Regions from separate parts of the Homo sapiens genome. Here region 2 is linked to region 1. A link is a loop called in an ENCODE intact Hi-C map of the cell type or tissue named here. Cell type or tissue: Caco-2. All regions are shown on one strand.

Region 1 (5,000 bases):
TATGTGTTTATATACTCTGATATTTCATTTCATTAAAAAAATGCTGGTTGAGATCCACAAAAGAGATTTCACAATCAGTCAATGAGTTGAGACCTGTAGCTGAAGTCCACCAGACTAAGCCGACCTACCAGTCAAGGCTGCCTCTCGCAGACTTCATATATTTAATGGTTAAATCGCAATGGTTAAATGGCCCAGGTGAGGTTGTGGAAACACTACCTCCAGAGGTCTGTATATTAAAAGGGCATAAATTACAGGTTGAAGAAGTGCTAGATTTAGCTGCGGCTCTAAAAGACAGAACCTAAACCAATGCGTAGAAATTATGGGGAGCCAGACTGAACTGCCTTTGGGGCAGGGAACGCTCTATCTCCCGGAGAAACCAAGCAGGGTCTGAAAGACGAATAGGATGCTGAAGAAGGGACTTCAGAAATCATATCAAACAGATGGACCCAAGAGTTACTGAAGTCTCTTTCCATTCTGACAGTCTTCGCTACCTTGATGAATAAGTGGTTATAAGAATGAAATGCAAGCAATGTGTGTGAAAATGCTCAAATTACAAGCTCCTCTATATACCGTCATTCCTTAGATGGCAGTTCTTTATCCAAACCTGTAGGTTCCCTCGACTTCATTTGCTATTCAAATAGGTACTTTAAAACAGCAGGTACTAAAAGTAAGCATGGCTAATTCATCACTTCCTTAACGGCAGCTCAACTCCAAGGCAAGGCTGGGGAAGAATTCCTGAGAAAGCATGCAAGCCATCCAATGGTGTGCACTGGGTTTTGTTAAGGCAGTGCTTCTCCTAACTTGCCCATCTGAAATATGCAGAAGTAAGTGAATGCCTATCCCTGGAGGCCATGTTAGGGCATGGCCAGGGTAAGAATAAAATTTCCTTTGGCTCCTCTGTTATCTTAAAACATCAAGTGATCACATGAAACATCTGCCTTGTTGTTTACTTACAATGTGCACACACTGTGATAAAGCCTTCCGTGGCTCTCACTGATCCCTGACATCCCCGTGCTGTTGGCTCTACTGCATCACAGGCTCCCACCTTAGAAGTGAGAAATGAGTTTTGAGATTATGTAACTTGCTCAGGACCACTAGGCAAGTAAGTGGTGAGACACAGTCAAACCTAGGCAGTCTGGTTCCACAGCCTGCTCTTAACTACTAAGTGATATTGAATTCTCCTTTAACAAATATCAGTATTGGTTGTAAAATTTTAAAATGTTATTTCTCCCAAATCTTTGGGTTAAATGTGACCCTTGAGGAAGATGACCACACTGACCCTGATCCTTGGCCCCCATGCTGGCATGCTGGTGCACTGGAGCTAGAGAAACACAACTTCGCCAGAACTTGCCAGCCTGTCCCCATGTTTTTATGGCCAGGTGTGGGCTAACAGCCCCTTCTCCCCTAGACACGTAACACAGCCCTCATGTTCTTTTAGGCATGAACTTCATCAACAACCAAGATGCACAAGCACCAGTTGTTTATAACATCTTTAAAATGGAAAATTCACCTCTCAGCTAAATTACAGTAAGTTAATTACAGAGCCTGGCTGATGGCAGACAAACGGAAAGAATGAGGGACTAACTGAATTTATCAAACAGAAACAATAGCACACATCAAAGATTGTGCATCCGGGCCTTCCCCCAATAAAGAAGCTAGGGACTAGCCCCAGAGACAGGCGAGTAAGCTCCAGCAACCGTTCATTTATCCAGCTAACAGTTGCTGAGCACCAGTGTTGGCAACTAACCATGCACAGATTCATTTACTCACTCACCAATTCATTCTTTCAAACACTTCCTGAGCACCTACCACGTGCCACAAGCTGATTAACTGTTGTGAATATACAAACTGATTGACTGGTCCATCTGATCATTCATTGATTCACCAAATACAAGGCAGACTCGATGTGCTGGGTAATGTCCTGGTGACAGGACAGAATAATGAAAACAAAGTTCCTGGTCTCATGGAATTCACAGTCCAATTGAGGGAGATAAAAAATAAACAAATAAAAGTGTAATATGTCAAGGAACAAAGTGCTATGAAGAAAGACAAAAGAGTGTAAGGTGACCAGGTGGGAGACGTGATTTAACCCAGAGAGCATTACAAGGGACTGCCTCTGTGACTGGAGAGCAGAGGCCTGCAGGAAAGGCTGGAGCAAGCCCCAAGGAGACCTCAAAGAAGAGGGTGCCAGGGAAGGGCATGGAGGGCAAAGGCCACAAGGCAGGAGCAGCCTGAAGGTTTTAAGGGGTAGCAAGGGGCCAGGGCGACCAGAGCAGAACGAGTTGATGAACGATGAGCAAGGGGACTAGCCAAGGAGCTGAGACGGCCGGTCCAAAAGGGATTCTGCAAACACACTGTGCACTCTCAATGCTTACCATGTGTGCTTCACTGCAGACCTTTGATTCCTGACAAAATTCATATATTTTGCAAAAGAAAGGCAGTAAGCTAAGCTGCTATCAAATATTTACATAGCGGTGTGTCAATGTTCTCCAAGGTCTCCTAAGAGTCTATTTTAGGGTAGGAGAAAGGGAATGACCCCATCAGAAAATGAACTTGAGCTGCTGAAGTTGCATTTGTCATTAACAAAGTGATAAATATTTGATCTTTAATTTAAATGTCCTCCTTTTTGCTGAACCTTAAGCTGATTTACCAGTCAATGAGAATGGTTTCGGCAATGGCACAGAACAAGAAGGCTTTTGAGCACTGAAGACAAGGTTTATTGATCTTGCCACTGGTCCAACTGCAGACTGCACAGAAGCCTCCAGGTCAGCAAGAGTCAGACCAGCTCCAGTCTTAGGTCCACTCAGGCCACCGTGGGTCCACTGTTAACTAAGGCAAGCCTGGGCACCAGAACAGAGGAGAGCTCTCCCAGTCACCTTCTACTCCACCTTCCCCACGCTGCCCCCACCTGCTCCTGGTTAATAGCTTACCAAGGGCTGCTCATTCTCCTCTGTGTTGACTCTAGAATCTGTATCACACGCCACCCCCAAATAAAATAGAGGCTGCAGACACTGCACGCATACCCATGCCTGTATGTTCTCCCTGCCATTACCGAGTCCTCAGCATCTCCACCCAGATGCCTCCCTTCCTCCAGCCTCCTGATTCCTCAATTTCCAGGGAATGATTTCACAGAAACCCATGTCTGATCTTAGTCCTCTAACTAGAATGTGTTCATGTGTTCCCCACTGTCAACAAAACAGGGTACAGATAGGACCTGGCTTTCAACATCTCTGTGCTGAGCCCAACCCTGACCTCTGACATCGCATCATGCACGGCTGTTCTGTCTGCACATAGTGGGAGAACAAGCCAAACTCTTGCCCACTTCCAAGCCTCCTCATCTTGGCCTGCTTTACTTACTTGCTAGATGATACAAGACTGTCCCTCTCGCCAATGCTGCCCAAGCCAGAAGTCTGGGGATCTCCTAGATACCACCCCTCTCTGTCATTCTCTACATCAGATTGTTCTCCCTTATCCTAAACATCTCTCAGACATACCCCTCTCTCCTTCCCCACAGCCCTCATCTTTATTGATGAGGAAATTGTGATAGCCTCCTCCACTGTTTCTCTGCCTTCACCTTACTGCTTTGTCAAGCCTTAAGTAATGCAAACACTCCTGAGTCCTTTCGAAACCACTGTCCATGGAGGCAAGGCAAGGGATGCCACCCTTGCTCATCTCACATATTTTCCCCTTAGCAGGAAAAAATAATATGGTAGTAACACTGAAGAATCACCAGAGAAGCAAATGTGGGAGACAGAGACATCTTTTGCAAAGGGATATAGACGATGCATCTAAATTTCATACCTGTTTTAAAGTCTAGTTATCATAAACTTTGAAGCCAAAACACATTCCTAGCATAAATATGCATCACTTCAGAGTGCAGGGTTAACCACCAACCAAAAAATGTTAACCAAATAACAAGAAAGCCAAGTTAACAGTATAATTAGACCTCTAGATTCCCAGCAACTTTAAGTTGCTGTCACAAATTCAAGACCTCACTGACGTTGCACTGTCAGAGTGCCATTTCCAAACCCGCAGGAATCCAACCGCCTGTGTCCATGCTCAGCAGGCACCTGGAATGCACCACTGCTGAGCATGGCAACCCAGGGGAGTACAATCATCCAGAAACTCCAGCAGGGCACTAACTTAACACCAATCACATGTCAGTCACTTAGCAACATCCAGCCTACCGTCATACCTAAAATGTGCAAGTCTCTGGAATTTTAAGTCTCACACCCATTAGAACTAATAAAAGGACTTGCATATCTGAATCAGATCACTGACTTTCAGGAGAAGTCTTAGTACAGACCATGCCTACAGAATCCCTATTGTAAAAGACAAACCCGGTCCAGTAACTCCCTAGTATTTAATTCTACAGTGGCATTCCACTGCCTTTAGAATAAAATCCAAATCCCTTGCCTAACCTGGTCCCCAAGGAAGGACCTGCATGATCTGGCTCCTGCCTACCTTTTGCACTCAACTCCCACCCCACCGTGCCCTCCACCACAGCAGCGACCCTCCTCAGTGTTCTCTGGCATGCCACACCCTTGCTGACCTCCCAGGCCTTTATCCATGCAGCTGTCTGAAATGCCCTTTGCACCCCTATTCTCCCAAGCATTCCTTCTGCTTGGCAAAAAAGTAACAAGCAGTTGGTACTTGGCATCTCTTTCAAGACCCATCTCAAGGGTCACATGACTTTCCATCCCCCAGGGTGAGTGAGGGGCCATCTCTGTGTTCCCAGGACTCTGGGTAATAAACTCTATCACAACGCTCATCACACTATTAAAATCACCTTTGCTGGTATTCCCATTACAAACTTTGCTGTAACTCATCAGGCCACAGTGTACCAAACATCCAGCTGGAGTTTCAATATTACCATTAATTACCTTGGGGAAGGCCTGAGAATGGAGAGTATCATGCCTAAGATGAAATTCAGGTACGTGCTTTTCAGATGTGTGCACGGCAGCACACGCAGGACCTCCGACACACACAGGAGTAAAGCT
Region 2 (5,000 bases), 120 kb after region 1:
TGAATGTTTAAATCTGGCCCATAAGTCTTGGTGGGTTTCCAGCATGACCTTAATCTAAAATACATTCTGACCTAAATCACCTGGCTTTGCTAGCCTATGCCAACCAAATATACTGGATAATTATGCAGTATTGGACTTTGCACTGGTTGGGCACACACCTTTTAGCTTATCTTATCAAAGACAGCAATACAGCAATGCAACTTGGAAATGTAGAAAAACCAGACCTCAGCTGCAGCGCTGGATTTAATGGGCAATGCATAAGTAATGAGAAGAGCAATACGTGAAAAATAAAAGCAAGGGACCAAGAAACCTTGCCAGTAAGCTGGTGAGACATTGAAAGCTTTCCTTATAAACCTCAAAGCCTGCTTGCTCAGCTTGTGACCTAGGCCCACCCTGAGCTGCTCAGCAGTAAAGTCTACTCTGTATTCACTCTGAACCCATTCATTTTGCAAAATGTCCAGTAATAATAATGTCCCTGAGCTGCTAATTGATTGAGAAATGCTTTAAGAGCTTTATGACGGAGGGAAGGCACAATTAATTATTATTAGACCATGCAATTTATTAACTTTAAGGGCAAACAAAACCTCAACTGCAAGTGTTTCTTCATATTTCCTGTGAGAAAATAGACTTGTCAGGCCACTGTTCTCTGCTATTAGCAACGTCATCTCCTCACCAGGAATAGAATTTGCATATAGTGTCACAATATAAAGTTTTCTTATAAATATAGTTGGGAGCACTAATTTAGGGAATGTTTCATCTAAAATATAATTTGGCCATCATGTCTAATAACTGGATTCAAATGTAAATGCTTTTTAAGTATCTTAAATATCATAGACGTAAAAGTAGAAGTCATGAATTTGACATTGTTAGAAACCCATCAAAGGAACTCCACATCTATATAGAAAAAAAGGTTCAAAGCTATAAGATTGCTTTAAAAAGAAATATTTAAATGGCACTTACAAAATAATCTTCCGTATATGAATTAATACTGATACTATACTGTTTTCTGGTCCTAAAATATTTTCTAAGTGAGAAGTCTGATGTCTTTCTTTGGGAATCACCAGCCTATAGCTATACGCTAGCTACTACTCTGAAAAGCCTCTTTAAAAATGGGGAAGCCATAGATTGAAAAGCGTCCTCAAGAAATAAACCTAGAAATCAAGTTTTGGGTCTGTGATTAGTTATCCCACTAGTCGGATAAAAATTTTACTGAAAGTGTTTTCATATATATTCCATCTGTTTGGAAACTATCTAGATTCTTTGCTTGCGAGTGACAGACATCCAACTCTGCCATGGTAAACTAGGTAATGTAATACATTACCATTGTATACCATAATATATATAAAGTATACATTATGTATACTTTGTATACTTTATATACATTATCTTCCTCCCCATAACTTGTATAGCCATGGAAAGAGAAAGGAAGGAGCTGGTCTTAGGGATATGTATATCTAGGGACTCAAATGCTTTGGGGACTTTGTCCAACTTGTTTCTGGTCCTTTCTGCATTCTGGCTTCATTCACTTTGTTACAAGTAGAATTTCTTCACATAGCAAGGTATATGGCACAGGCCACTCTGGGCTTGCAGCCTCCTAGCTTAATGATCCTAAAGGAAAGAGAACTTCTCTCTTCCAGGTGTATTTGAAAAATTCCAGGGAAGGGCTCTTGGCTTACTTGAACCACATGATTATACATAGATCAATCACTGAGGACAGAGAGATGGTATATTATCAATAATATAATATAACTGACCTAGCCTGAGTAATGTGCCTATAATGCCCCCCTGATTAGTAGGGCAAGGGCTGTTTATTAATAAATAAATAAATAAATTCATCTATGAATTTATTGATTAATAAATTAATGAATTTATTGATTAATAAATTAATGAATTTATTGATAAATAAATTCATTAATGAGTTTATTGATTAATAAATTAATGAATTTATTGATGAATTTATTAATAAATTCATTATTTTTAATTTATTGATGAATTTATTAATAAATTCATTATTTTTAATTTATTGATAAATTAATTTTTAAATTTATTAATAAATTCATTAATAAATCAATTAATTTTTAAATTTATTAATAACTTTATTGCTAAATTAATTAATTTTTAAATTTATTAATAAATTAATTTTTAAATTATTAATAAATTAATTTTTAAATCTATTAATAAATTAATTTTTAAATTTATTAATAAATTTATTAAGAAACTGATTTTTAAATTTATTAAGAAATTTATTAATAAATTAATTTTTAATTTATTAATAAATTTATTAATGATTGACAAATGAATAATAAGAAGGTGTATTCGTTCATTTGGGCTGCTAGAACAAAATACCTTAGACCAGGTAATTTATAAACAACAGAAATGTATTGTTTACAGCTCTGGAGGCTAGGAATTCCAAGATCAAGGCACCAGCAGATTTGGTGCCTGGTGAAGGCTCATACTCTCCTTAAAAAATGGCACTTTCTCACTGTGACTGCACATGGTGAAAGGGGCAAATGGTTCCCTCAAGCCTCTTTTATAAGAGCACTAATCTCACTCATGAGGGCAAAGCCTAAAGGCCCTACTGCTTAATGTCATCACAATGGGGATTAGATTTCAACATGAATTTTGGAGGAACATGAACATTCAGACCATAGCAGAGGGACAGCACAGTTACTAAGAAAAGTGAGGGGATAGCCTCCGCCACTAAGGAAAGTGTTCTGTCACCCCCCTTCCACCCCCAGCTGGTATCTACTGCATTCTCTGTGCACACACAGAATGGCCACTTGAGGCAGACATCCCTAGTTAGCGGTGCAAAGTGCGTGGTCTTTGATGTCAGATAGAACAGAGTTTGAATCATGCCTCTGACCCTAACTTGTTGCATTACCTTAGGCAGATTACTAAACCATTCTAACCCTTAGTTTTCTCATATTAAAAATGGGGATTATAATACCTGATGTATAGCATGTGGTGATTAAATTAAATAAGGTAGGTAAAGGGGGCTATTTGTTGACTAAATGAGTGTCAGACCAGGACCAGGCACTAGGAGTTAATGGCATTCACACACACACACACACACACACACACACACACACATGAACACACACCTCAAAAGACCCAGACACTATTCCTGCCCTCAAGGAACCTAATCTAAACCACTTCTGGTTTGGGACAGCAAGACCTTAGATAGCTATGGACCCTCAAAACCTTCTTGTAATTTCAAATTCCATGTGACTCGTTTGGACCTTAGCCACACCCCTGGACTGGATCCTAGCCTTGGCTGCCCAGGCTTTGGTCTAGGGTATTCTCTCTGCTCCTCTCTCCAGGTCTCTGACCTCCCACCACTTAGTGAACAGCTACTATGCACCAAAGGTTACTATGATAATACTTTATATACATTATCTTCCTCCCCACAACTCTAGAAGGTTGCCCCCATTTTAGAGATGAGAAAATGGAAGCTAAGAGAAATCATGTGATTTGACCAGTTAACGTAAGCAGCAGGAAGTGGAGTCAGAGTTCAAACCCAGATCTGTCTGATTCTAGAGCCCACTCCCTCAAACACTCACAGCCTAGCCTCACAGCCTCCAAACTTTCCCTATTTCAGCCTGGGGTGTCTGGCCACTCCTCTTGGCGATAGCTCACTTCCCAGGACCTGCTCTCTGCCCCCTGGGCTTACCGCTGCAGTCCTTTCTCACCTGACACAACTCCCAGTCCTGGTCCCCACAGCACAACTCTGCTACCACCCATAATGCTGCATGAACTTAAGAAGCTGACAGTGTTTCCTGCCACCCAACATCACCTAACAGATGAGACTGAATTTTTCCAGTCTTCAAATCAGTTTTTTTAGTATAAAGGAAACTTCTTTGGGGATAGTCACTGAATAGCTCAAGCTTCTCTCTCCATCTGAGGAAAGCATTTTTGTTTGGACAGAAAGGAAAACAACATCTTCTCTTATGGGCTAACTCTTGTCTGTCCCTCCTCTGAATTCATATGTTGAAGCCCTAACTCCCGGTGCCTCAGAATGTGATTGTGTTTAGAGATTAAGTCTTTGTAGCAGGGTGCTGTGGCTTATGCCTGTAATCCCAGCACTTTGGGAGGCTGAGGCAGGCGGATCACTTGAGGTCAAGAGTTTGAGGCCAGTGTGGCCAACATGGTGAAACCCCGTCTTTACTAAAAAAATACAAAAAATTAGCCAGGCATGGTGGTGGAAGCCTGTAATCCCTGCTACTTGGGAGGCTGAGGCAGGAGAATTGCTTGAGCCTGGGAGGCAGAGGTTATAGTGAGCCGAGATAGTGCCACTGCACTCCAGCCTGGGTGACAAAGCGAGACTCCATCTTAAAAAAAAGAGATAAAGTCTTTGCGGAAGTAAGTAAATTAAAATGAAGTCATTGTGGTGGATCCTAATCCAATATGACTGGTGTTCTTATAAGAAGAAGATTCGGAGACCAAGCACAGTGGCTCAGACCTGTAATCCCAACACTTTGGGAGGCTGAGGCAGGTGGATTCCTCGAGCATAAGAGTTTGAGGCCACCCCGGGCAACATAGCAAGACCCTGTCTCTACAAAAAAAAAGTACAAAAATCAGCTGGGTGTGGTGGTGCATGCCCGTAGTCCCAGCTACTAAGGAGTCTGAGGTGGGAACATAACCTAGGCCTGGGGAGGTCAAGGCTACAATAAGCCATGATTGTGTCACTGCACTCCAACATTTTTTGAGATAGAGTAAGACCCTGTCTCAAAAAAAATAAAAATAAAAAAGAAGAAGAAGATTTGGAAACAGACCTGGACAGAAGGAAGATGATGTGAAGGCACAGGGATAAGATGGCCATCTGTAAGCTAAGGAGAAAGGTCTGGAATAAATTCTTTTCTCATGACCCTTGAAAGAAACCAACTCTGCTGACACCTTGATCTATCTTACACTTCTAGTCTCCAGAACCATGAGAAAATACATTTCTATTCATCCACTCACTCTGTGGGACTTTGTTACAGTAGTCCTAGCAAATCAATACA

Evidence for each region. Peaks named below come from ENCODE experiments on the same cell type or tissue, not always from the same donor. Only the 100,000 strongest peaks of a DNase experiment are listed, where the experiment ranks them.
Region 2: a loop joins it to region 1, with 2.4 times the contacts of the local background. A loop is called at or near these places in 4 of 110 quality-filtered maps.

Annotation. Positions count from the first base shown.
Region 1 is chr11:93,490,474-93,495,473 of GRCh38, forward strand. The region is part of intron 2 of SMCO4 (single-pass membrane protein with coiled-coil domains 4); the gene reads right to left. Among named protein-coding and RNA genes, the nearest start is that of SMCO4, 50 kb to the right of the region's middle. In Caco-2, no CTCF peak of the experiment used is centred here; a DNase peak (open chromatin) is centred at 2,908.
Region 2 is chr11:93,611,853-93,616,852 of GRCh38, forward strand. No RefSeq gene overlaps it. Among named protein-coding and RNA genes, the nearest start is that of CEP295, 47 kb to the right of the region's middle. In Caco-2, a CTCF peak has its summit at 2,761; DNase peaks (open chromatin) are centred at 229 and 2,751.